Regions from separate parts of the Homo sapiens genome. Here region 2 is linked to region 1. The links are chromatin contacts, found by Hi-C in ENCODE. All regions are on one chromosome and are shown on one strand. Each heading gives the region's core, a stretch centred on a gene start or an enhancer-like site at or near the end of the contact. The rest is flanking DNA. Distances are from core to core; before and after follow the strand shown.

Region 1 (5,935 bases), core at 2,919-5,418:
AACTCAGCAATTCTGTTACCGATAATCACCTAACAGGTAAACAAGATGGCAGGGAGGAAAGTCCACGTCTCGCCCCACAGTTCCCCATATCAGCAAATCTTCAAATTCTAGAACAAGGTCAGGGTCAGCAGGGGCAGGGCAGGTTTGGAGGAAGGCCAGGCCAAGCCCAGGAGAAGAGACAGGGTCCAGGGAAGCCCACCTCCTTCCTGGGTCTCCCCTCCAGACCCCCAAGACCCCCAGCCTCAGGCCTTCTCAAGCCCCAGCCTTAAGGAGTTGAGCACTCCAGGGTGGGGGGTCTCTGATCCTGGGTGCCTGTCTCTCTCTGCCTCAGTTTACACATTCAAAACCACTGGGAAGCCACAGACCAGGCACCGTGGGATGGGGAAGTGGAGACCGAGAGGCTGCTGCCGGGGAAATATGCAGTGCAGACAAGAGGTACGTCGGCGGCAGCTGCATCCCTCCCTGCCCTCATGTTCAAAAGCCCTGTCTAGGTCCTGGTGTGTTGGAGCTGCACATTCAGAGCGTCAGAGTGTTGGTCACAAGGCCACAGCTGGAACAGAAGCCCAGAGAGGGAGGCTTCCCCCCCCAGGTCACACAGCACACCTGAGGTGGGGCTAGACACTGGCCAGGAGCTGAGGCTCAGAGCAAGGGGCTTCCTGCTGCCCCTCCACCATGTGGGGCACTGCTCCTGAGGGCCCCGGGAGGAAAGGAATACGAGGGCCCATTTCCCCTGGGTAAAACTGAGACTGAGGGGCCATGCCTCGTCAAAGCCTACCCAGCCTGCCAGGGCTGAACCCACAGACAGCTCCCACCTACCCAGCCTCATGCAGGGTGCAGCCCCAGGCTGGACGCATCACGTGATTTTGGGGGCCTAGTACTAAATGGAAATTCAGGATATTCATGTCAAAATTAACAATTTTAAGGCAGTGGCAGCAGAGCATTAAACCAAACTCCGGGCTCTTCTGATCACAGGGCCCTGAGCACAGGTCACCCAGGGAAGCAGAGGAGGGGAAGGAGAGACGCAGCTCAGTCCCGGCTCCCTCCCCAGCCCTCCAGGCTCTCTGTGCACATGGCCCCAGCTGTGCCTAACCTCTTCCCTAAGCCTTTTTCACCCCAGCTTCTCATTGTGCTCCCTAAACCCTTACCCCCAGCTATCAGGCCCTCCCTTACTGCCAGCACTGGCAGATACGCACACACAGACATGCGCATACATACCAGCACACACGTACACACACATGCACACGTGAGCACATGTGCACACATGCACATACATACTGGCACACACGTACACACACATGCACACATGAGCACATGTGCACACATGCACATACACACTGGCACACACGTACACACACATGCACACATGAGCACATGTGCACACATGCACATACATACTGGCACACACGTACACACACATGCACACATGAGCACATGTGCACACATGCACATACACACTGGCACACACGTACACACACATGCACACATGAGCACATGTGCACACATGCACATACATACCGGCACACGTACACACACGCACACATGAGCACATGTGCACACATGCACACACATGCACACATGAGCACATGTGCACACATGCACATACATACTAGCACACACGTACACACACATGCACACGTGAGCACATGTGCACACATGCACATACATACTGGCACACGTACACACACATGCACACATGAGCACATGTGCACACATGCACATACATACTGGCACACGTACACACATGCACACATGAGCACATGTGCACACATGCACATACATACTGGCACACACGTACACACACATGCACACGTGAGCACATGTGCACACATGCACATACATACTGGCACACGTACACACACATGCACACGTGAGCACATGTGCACACATGCACATACATACTGGCACACACGTACACACACATGCACACGTGAGCACATGTGCACACATGCACATACATACTGGCACACGTACACACACATGCACACATGAGCACATGTGCACACATACACATGCACACACATCCTCATTCCCTCTCTCTCTCTCTCGCCCTCTGTAGGTTCCTGCTACTCTCACCTCATCAGAGTTGTTTTCTACCAGGAACCAGCCCCAGCCCCAGCCCCAGCCCCTGCTGGCAGATGCTCCGGTACCCTGGGCTGTGGCTTCCAGGATGTGCCTGACTCCAGGGCAGGGCTGTGGCCACCAGGGCCAGGACGAGGGTGAGGAGGGGGAGGCATCACCTCAGGCACAAAATTTTAGGGGCAGCAAAGCACTCCCATCACCAGAATACATACTGTGTCCATGCAGTGTTCTTACACATCAAAATTCATGAAAAAAAATCCAGAATGGAAAAAATATCAAACTTTTATTATAAACACAGACGGCATCGGAAGTCCTGGTTCTCCTCTTCCCATCAGCCCCAAGGCACTGCTCTGGAACCTGTCTGGGTTTATCCTGGCTTTTTTGCATTCATTTAGATTTTTTTTAATTGCCTCAAAATATTATTTTGTTTACTGGTTTTGGTTCCCTCTTAAAGTTTGCACTCAAAGGTGCACCCCCATCCCCCGCCCCTCGAGGGTGGCAGACAGGAGGACGAGGGCGGGCGACAACAACATCAACACTGAAAACAACAGCGAATGGACACTGAGGTCATGTGTGCACCGCGGCAGCTCCCTCCCTCCCTCCCTGCCTTCCACCCTCCTTCCCTCCCTCCCTCCTTCCCTTCCTGCCTTCCTCCCTCCTTCCATCCCTCCTTCCCTCCCTCCCTGCCTTCCTCCCTCTTTCCCTTCCTCCCTCTTTCCCTCCCTCTTCCCTTCCTCCTTCCTCCTTCTCTCCCTGCTTTCCTCCCTCCTTCCCTCCCTACTTCCCTCCCTCCCTGCCTTCCTCCCTCCTTCCCCCCCTGCTTCCCTCCCTACCTCCTTCCTTCCCTCCCTCCTTCCCTCCCTGCTTTCCTCCCTCCTTCCCTCCCTACTTCCCTCCCTCCCTGCCTTCCTCCCTCCTTCCCCCCCTGCTTCCCTCCCTCCCTGCCTCCCTTCTGTTTAACCGATGTTGAGTGCCTATGTGTCCTAAGCGCTGTTCTAGACACTGTGTAGAGCAGTCACGAATATACTTCCCTGCCCACACAGAGCTCACATTCTGGTTTGGGAAGAGAGACAATAAAATAATTCAGAAATAGGCCAGGTGTGGCATCTCACGCCTGTAATCCCAGCACTTTGGAAGGCTGAGGCGGGCGGATCATCTGAGGTCGGGAGTTCGAGACCAGCCTTGCCAACATGGTGAAACCCTATCTCTACCAAAAATACAAAATTAGCCGGGCGTGGTGGCACATGCCTGTAATCTCAGCTACTCAGGAGGCTGAGGCAGGGGAATCACTTGAGCCCGGGAGGCGTAGGTTGCAGTGAACCGAGATCGCGCCATTGCACCCCAGCCTGGGAAACAAGAGCGAAACTCCTTCTCAAAATAATAATAATTAAGAAACAGCAAGGTGTGGGGTGTGCAGTGCTACCCACATAAAACAGGAGAGAAGAGCCTGGGAGCAGGCTTCAAGTTCTAAGCATGGCAGACAAGAAGGATGTCATGTAAACCCTCACGGCCACTCTGGTAGAGACAATCTGTGACTTGGCCCCAGTTTTCAGATGAGGAAACTGAGGTGCGGGCCCTAAGGCAGCTTGCCAGAGCCCTGCAGCTGGGAAATGGCAAAGCTGGATTCGCAGCCCAGGCAGGCTGGTGCCAGAGGGCTTTTGGGGATTGGAGGGTGCAGTGAAATCCAGGTGGAATGCGGGAACTGGACGGGGTTTCGCCACTTAAAGGTACTGTTATTTTAACTGTGTGCGGGACAAAGCCATCTCCTCTTCGCTTATGGCAAAGGCCAGGCTGGCTCATTCAGAGGTCACTGGTTCCTCCTCCAGAGACTGAGCCCCAGGGATGGGGGTCTGGCTAGGGGGAGGTGGCTGGGAGGGAGCGCCACCCTAGGCCCCCTGGCAGGCCGCCCAGCAGGGGCCCTTTAAGGCTGGCCATGAGGCAGGCAGCGTGACACCCGCCCAGTGTGCAAGTTCATTCATCACGGGCCCCTGCTGACTCACGCTTATGAAAGTGATTTTCCTGGCCCCGCCCACTGCCTGCGCCGCCTCCTCCCTCCCCGTGAAATACCCTCACTTCCCTCTGGCCTCTCAGAGCCTCTTGGATCCCCACAGGGTAATGGGTGTCCCGATCTCGCGGGGGACTCTGTGATCCGTGTTCCCCTGACCCTCCTAGTGCACAACTTGGCCGGGCTCACTGGGCTCCTGCACCACTGCCTGTCAGGTGAGTGTCCGGGGCCAGGTTCCGGGGCAGGGAATCAGGCACATCCCAGGCACCCGTGGCAAGCCCAGCTGGACCGGAGGGTCTGCAGAGCCCTGGCGCCAGGCGGGGGTCCCGGGTGGTCCTGAGTGGAGGCCCTCGCCTGGGTTCTCTGGAGCCCGGCAGGATTCTCCCCTACACCAGGTTCCTCCCAGATCCTCAGCTGTGTCCCTGTCCAGGTGCCTGGTACCCTCAGCCAAGCAGCTGAAGCGGCCACAGTCCCAGCGTACCCTGGGCCATGTGACCGCCGCTCCTAGCAGGAAAGAGGGGTGTGGCCAGCCCGGGCTTACTGCCCAGCTGTTCCAAGGCCACTGGGTCGGCAGCCAGGCTGGGTGCCTTCTGGGTTTCTGCTTCTCCTGCTCAGGAGGGACAGAGCCCTTGGGTGCCCATGAACAGCCCCCATCCCTGGAGGTCCCAGCGACTTAGCTTCTCTCAGGAGGCTCAAGAGTGCGGCGGGTTGGGAGGGCGGCCCCTGGGAGGCTGGGGAGCTGCAGGAGACCCTGGGCTCCAGGTGTGCGGCACTGGGGCGAGGGCTCGTCTGTGATAAATGGCAAGTGCCGCTTGCGTGGACAGACCACCCCCTCACACTTTAGCGCCCCCAGGGCTTCGTGTCACTTTCTTGGTCTCCCTGTAATCAGCTGTTTTACTGGAGGGGACTTGGCAGAACTAAGATTTGTCACATGGCCGTGGTCTTGGACCCTCCTAGGTGACCTGGGGCAAGACGCCCACTCCTCCTGACCAGCTTTTCTTCCTCTGCACAATGGGGATAAGAACACCCACCTCCTGGGGTGTCTTCAAAGGCAAAGGAGTAAATGGCCACTAGAGGTGCCAAAGAAACGCAGACATACAGGTGTCCCAGAGTCTCAGAGCAGTTTGCAGCTTTAACAACCTCAGAAGTACAAATGCCGCACACTTGAAAGAAACGTCAGTCGAAGGTGCAACTGTTTTCATTTCTTTTATCCTGTTTGCCTTTGTGAAATTTGAAACATCAATTTTTAATGTTAACTTCTTTCCATCAACATCTGCCATCTTCAATTAAAGGGACTTAAAAAGATAACATTAAAAATTGATTCTTCCAACTCCGTAAAACTAAAAAGCACAAAAGGAATTGAAATGAAACTTTTGAACTCTCTTTTGTAAGTTGGCAGCATATTTGTCCGAGGTTATGAGTGACAGCGTCAAGCTGCTTCGGACTTTGGGGCGTCCTGTGTCACTCTGAACGGGAAGTGACTTCTCAGGTCCAGCCCCTGGGTGGTGACCTCATGTATGTGGCATCCAGAAGCTTCTGTTCAAGAGCCTGAGGACAGTCCCAGGAGGGAGCCCTGGACTTGGAGCCCCAAAGCCCTGGTGGTAAACCAGTGTCCTCTGCTGCCTGCAAAGGGTGGGAAGGGGCAGCCAGTTCTGATTCCTCATTGGCCAGCAGGGGCTCCTGCAAATGCCCTTCTTGGGGTGGTGGGAAAATCTGAAAGAACAAAGGAGGGGCAGGGCATGGCCCAGGGTGGGCGCACTGGGGCAGATGGAGCAGGTTGGCTCACTCGTTTGGTGAAGGGGCTGGGGTGCCTGGGGGTGTCAGCCCACGGGGATCAAATATCAGTTCCAT
Region 2 (5,974 bases), core at 3,475-5,974, 640 kb after region 1:
AAATGTCCATTTTCTTTAATGGCCAGAATGGAAAAGACTTAAAGTAGGCACTGTTCAGAGAGGGTACAAATGAATTCTCCCACGGGATCCTTGCGACCACCGCCGACAGTCAGCCAGGACACCACAGGGTAGTGGCCGCTATTCTGGTCCCCCCACCAGTTCCCGTCTCTAGAAGCAAGCAACCTGCCCCACCCACGGAGGCAGGCACCCAGCTGCCAAGCTTCTGTTATGGGATAGGTGGGATCGTAAACACAGTTAACTCCTCCTAGCCAGCATCCTGAAACAATTCTGGTGACATTTCACCAATGGCTTTACTGGTGCAGAGACATAGCATGGCTTGTCCCAAGTCACAGCTAAGCTACAGACCCAGGAGTCGAACCCAGCCCTCTCCCTCCTTGCAGGATGGTGACCCTTGGCGAGCTTTGACCTCCAGACTCTGGAGGAACTCAGTACCTGTACGACCTCCTTCACCAGGGTCTTGTCCGTCCCGGTTTTGGCGCGCTGCAGCCCGCTGACGTTCTCACCGATCCACGTGATGAGGGCAAACTTGGACCTCTTGCTCATGGCATCCCCGGTGGTGAAGCGCACGAAGGCAAACAACCGGACGTCATCTGTGGCCAAAAGCGAAAAGAGAACATGGTGCTGCGTTAAAACACCCCCATGTCATGTCCCTGGGGAGAGGCTGTGAGCCACGAGTGCGCCTGGAGCAGCACAGCAGGAGACCGGTGCAGTTCCCTGGGAGCACCATGTGCAGAGGACAGGAGGGAAGCACTCATCCGCTGCCCTTGTCACACTCCCCTGAATCCTGGCAACAGTGCTGCAGGCTTCATGCCCATTTCACAGATGGGAAATGGAGATTCAGAGAAGTCACATGGCACTTTCAAGGTTGTGAGGGAATTCAAGGTCATGCTGGGATTTAAACCCAGGCCTTTCTGGCTGCAACGCCTACAGCCTTCCTACAATCAAGGCTCAAAGTCTGGGTGGGCCCATTGCACAGATGTGGGTGCCGCCAGCAGTGCCAGGGCCCAGCCAAAAAAAATTTAAAAATAAAAATTTAAAAAGGCTCAAATTATGGATCTTATTTAGGGACCAGAAATTCATCCTCTTTGTAGACCAGAAATTCATCAACTCTTTTTGCCTCAATCTTTGCAGTTTGGAATGAGACTCTACACTGTAGAGAGACAGGAGGGGCAAGGGGGGTGCTGGGTATGAAGAGGAAACAAAGAAAATGGCTCTTAATTTGGCCCGGGATATGGCTCCGAGGATATTTCACTTATGACTAGGGCAATTAGGTCAACAATGAATTCTGAACACATTTCCATTGGCTGTGTTATGCTTGTTCTATCTTATATAGTCATTTTTATTAAAATGGCTTTGAGGGCTATTTTGTTCCATTGATCCACATTAAGTTTTATTTCAATGCCACACTGTTTTTATTATCATGACTTTAAAATTTGTTTCACAATCCACTATGCTAAGTTCCCCCACCCTCCACTGCTCTGTATTATCAAAATATCATTTGATATTCTGGAATTTTTTTTTTTTTTTTTGAGACAGAGTCTCGCTCTGTCGCCCAGGCTGAAGTGCAGTGGCGCGATCTCGACTCACTGCAAGCTTGGCCTCTAGGGTTCACACCATTCTCCTGCCTCAGCCTCCCGAGTAGCTGGGACTACAGGCGCCCACCACCACACCTGGCTAATTTTTTGTATTTTTAGTAGAGATGGGGTTTCACTGTGTTAGCCAGGATGAATCTTGATCTCCTGACCTTGTATTCCACCCGCCTCAGCCTCCCAAAGTGCTGGGATTACAGGCGTGAGCCACCGCGCCCAGCCTGATTTTTTGAATTTTTAAAGTGATGTGTGTATTGGCCAGGTATGGTGGCTCACCCCTGTAATCCCAGCACTTTGGGAGGCAAAGGTGGGAGGATCACTTCAGCCCAAGAGCTTGAGACCAACCTGGGCAACATGGAGAAATCACCTCTCTAAAAAAAAAAAAAAAAAAAAAAAAAAAAAAACCAAAAAATTAGCTGGGCACGGTGGCAGGCACCTGTAGTCCCAGCTACCAGGGAGGCTAAGGTGGGAGGATCACTTGAGCCCAGGAGGTTGAGACTGCAGTTGAGTAGAGATTACGCCACTGTACTCCAGCCTGGGTGGCCAACTGAGACCCTGTCTCAAATAAAATAAAATAAAATAAAATAAAATAAAATAAAATAAAATAAAATAAAATAAAAATATGTGCGTGCATGTGTATGTGTGCATTGCATGTGTGTGCGTGTGCATGCGGGTGCATGTGTACCCCACTAGGATAAACCAAAATTGTTCAACATCAGCTCAACTGGCATCTGGGGCCAGATCATTCTCTCTGGTAGGAACCATCCCGTAAATTGCAGGGTGCTGAGCAGCACCCCTCACCTGGCCCCACCAGTTATGACAAACAAAAATGCCTCCATACATTGCAGATGTCCTCCAAAGGGGGCAGAACACCCCCAGTTGAGAACCTCTGCTGTAAACCGTTGGTGTCCCCATTTAATTGGGACCCCTTTTGTGTTTTCCAACAAAGTTCTGTGCCTCTTGAGGGGATCACATATCCTTATTCAGCTTACTTCACAAACAGTTCATATTTTAACTGCCATTATCACCAAGATCTCATTACAATTCCTAAGTGGTGGTTGCTGGCACATAGGGATGCCACTGGTTTGGAGTCATTCACCTTGTATTAGCCACTTGCATAAACTGATGCTCTCTCAGGGCGTTTAGTTGCTGGTGTGAGGGTTTCTCAGGCACCTAATGATATCGTAGAGCGATATGTTTGCTTCTCAAACATTGTGTGGATTTGAATCACTGGGGAAATCTTAAACGCAGCTTCTGATTAAACAGCTCTGGGGTCTACGCTTCTAAGAAGCTTCCCAGTGATGCTGATGCTACTGGTCAAAGGATCACACTGAGTTAAAAAAAAAAAAAAAAATCAATCTGCGTTTCTTCCTAGAATCTAAGTACGTCCCTGCAGAGTCCCGCACGAAGCATGTAGGTTAGCACCAAGACCCAAGGACACAAACCACCTGTCTACAGGAGATACTGGCCTGCAGCTGACAAGCTCACTTCCTGGTGATTATCTCAAAACCGGAGGGGGTAACCAGCACGTTCGCCTTCAACAAGAAGCCGGGTGGTCTAACGGGTCATCCATTTGTCCCCGGGAGCTAAGGAACACGCAGCTCTCAGCAGACCATGAATGCGTGATCCTAGCTGCAGTCCAGGGTCAGGGACTCCACAACACTTACTTCTTAAAGGAAACTGATCGTCATCACCACTCACATTGGCACACCACTTTTCAGTTTACAAAACATGCTTCTATTTCATCTCATTTGGTCTTTGTAACAACGCTGGGAGGCAGATGAGGTAGAGACGTCATGGCCACTTTCATCATCAACATCCAAATCACCTTCATTGATAAGGGCTGGAGGCTCAGAGGCCACGTGATGTGGCCAGACTCTCAACACGAGGCCAGAGCCAAGGGCCTGGACACCTTGGGTGTGTGTGCTCAGCCCCCTTTCTCCAGGGAAATGCCCCACCAGGCCATGGCTATCTGGGGGTCAGTAGGTAACAACGCAGCAGGGATAGAAGGAAGGATGGTCTCAGGGACACTGCGCAGGTGAATCCACAGGGCCTGGTGACCAACTGGATGTGAGAAGGTGAGGACAGAGGAGTCCAGGGCACAGGAGACCCCGAGGGGTGAGGGCCCCACCTCCCATGCCCCGGGGACTGTGCCTGAATTCCCAAACATCAGCCTGGGCTGCCTCACCTGTAAAACACGTTCTTTTCTTTATTGAGATAAAAGTCACATAACAAAATTCACCATTTTAACCACTTTTTTTTTTTTTGAGAAGGGAGTCTCGCTCCGTCGCCCAGGCTGGAGTGCAGTGGCGCGATCTCGGCTCACTGCAAGCTCCGCCTCCCGGGTTCACACCATTCTCCTGCCTCAGCCCCCCGAGTAGCTGGGACTACAGGCGCCCGCCACCACGCCCGGCTAATTTTTTGTATTTTTAGTAGAGACGGGGTTTCACCGTGGTCTTGATCTCCTGACCTCGTGATCCGCCCACCTCGGCCTCCCAAAGTGCTGGGATTACAAGCGTGAGCCACCGCGCCCGGCCATTTTAACCACTTTAAAGCATCCAATTCAGTGGCTTTAAGGACACTCACAATGTTGTGCCATCATCGCTACTATCTAATTTCACCACTCCAACGAGAACTCCCGTCCTCAAGAACAGTCACTCCCCATTCTCCACCCCATTCCCCCAGGCCCTGGCAGCCACTCTTCCACTTTCTGTCTCTATGGATTGGCCTGTGCTGGACATTTCATTGAAATGGACTCATATGCTATGTGGCCTCTGCGGTCTGGCTTTCACTCAGCGTCACATCTCCAAGGATCATCCCTGCTGCCGCATGTGCGGGTCACCACTTCATTCCTTTTATGGCTGAACAGCACTCCATTGCATGGAGAGAGCACATTTTGCTTATCAGTGCATCAGTTGATAGACATTTGGGATCCTTCCAAAATGGGGTGATTTCACGCCTCCCTTATCAGTTGACCATGATGACTGAAAGTGAAAGCTACAAAACCCACCTAGCCCATCAGGGTGGAACCTCCAACCTAAAGCTCCTGACACAGGGCGGGGCTGCCAGGTGGCCACAGCGCACAGGAAACGAGACTGGTGCAAGAGATGGCAGTTCCTCACTTGTAAGGTGCAAAGTGCGCAGCCACAGGCGGCTGGTGCAGACTTGGAGTGTGGGGGAGCAGCGCTTTAGCTCGAGAGCATTTCTCAGCAGTCCCCGTGGTGTCTGGGAAGCCAGGGCTCTGTTTTGAGGAGTGTCGTCAGAGCATCAACACCAAAGTGCTTAATTAAATGGCAGCCTTGACCTGAGGGGGAGGAGGGGCTGAACATCCGCCTCCGACTGCATTTCACAAGCAAAAGAACACGGTGAGTGTGTTTCCATGGTAACCGCTCTCGGGTTCCCATTTCCACATTGGTCAGCCCGGACTTGGATCCAAACTACCCATCCCTGGCCCAAGCCTCCATGGAGGTAAGTTACCAGCCCTGCTTTGGGCCAACGCAGTTTTTGGGGACCTCAACCATGTGTTCAGCCCATGGCCAAGGCTTCGGGCTGAGCCAGCTCTCCCAGCCTCTCTCTCTTCTCAGTGTCGCCCCCTCCCACGGCTCTGGCTGGCTCCTCTGCGGAGCTCCATGGCTTTTCCAGCGTCTGCCCTCTCTGCTGGCTGCCAAGTGCCTCCACATGCCGGCCATGCTCTGCGCACCTCCAACCCTCCACATCCACCCTTCCCCTCTTTCAGACCTCCCCAGGTCTACCTTGGGCAACACCCTTTGCCCCCGGAGGGTCACAGATTCTTGTTGAAGAACCACAGGCATTGTCCCTGTGTCCCAAGTACCAGCCCAGGGCCTGGCACAAGATAGATGTACAATAAGTAAGTTACACCCACAACCCCAAGGACACTGGGAACCTTCCAGAACCACAGCCTGATGTCATTTAAATGATCGTGGGGGAGCGGGGTAAAGAGGGACGTGGTTTGCTAGGTGACTGCTGCGTGCTTATCCGACAATGGTTTGGTCAACAAGATTGCTGACAGGCCTGTTTTTGAAAATCCGAGTCACGTTATGCTTACAAATGTTTGCTGCTAGAGATCTGGCACGACAGTGACGGGTCAGCTGAGTCGGAGACGGAAAACCTGTTGGTCTGCGCACCGTTTTTGCAGCTGCCCGGCAGACTGGAGGCCTCTCCCCAACCCTGCTCACCCTGAAGGAGGTTCTCGGTCCCTTTTGACCTCACACTGGGCAGTGGAAGGGGAATCGCTAGTTCTTCATCCCTGGTTTAGTTACTTTCCCTCTTCTGAACAAATTGGGTCCACAAACCCCAGTGGCAGTCACAGCCCCACATCAGCAGTGGGGAGCCCTAGGCTCCCT

Evidence for each region. Hi-C counts contacts between places; a loop is a spot of excess contacts on that map. Pooled maps may share reads with other maps.
Region 2: a pooled map shows a loop between it and region 1 (4-fold over the local background). The contact joins the enhancer-like site here to the promoter of OSGIN1 in region 1. A Hi-C loop is called at or near these places in 1 of 168 maps with a recorded cell type or tissue (GM12878), 1 of 37 single-sample maps with no recorded cell type and 5 of 50 pooled maps.

Annotation. Positions count from the first base shown.
Region 1 is chr16:83,949,072-83,955,006 of GRCh38, forward strand. It overlaps OSGIN1 (oxidative stress induced growth inhibitor 1), which reads left to right and starts at 4,169. Exons shown (of 6, transcript NM_182981.3): 1 at 4,169-4,299. RefSeq lists a silencer at 4,444-4,493 and an enhancer at 4,982-5,751.
Region 2 is chr16:84,589,652-84,595,625 of GRCh38, forward strand. It overlaps COTL1 (coactosin like F-actin binding protein 1), which reads right to left. Exons shown (of 4, transcript NM_021149.5): 3 at 454-611. Among named protein-coding and RNA genes, the nearest start is that of COTL1, 25 kb to the right of the region's middle. RefSeq lists enhancers at 676-1,175, 4,241-4,540. Within about 2 kb of position 4,725, at least 18 of the 41 ENCODE cell types and tissues checked have a DNase peak (open chromatin) inside an H3K27ac peak, as active enhancers do; they include GM12878, where a contact is called at or near this core.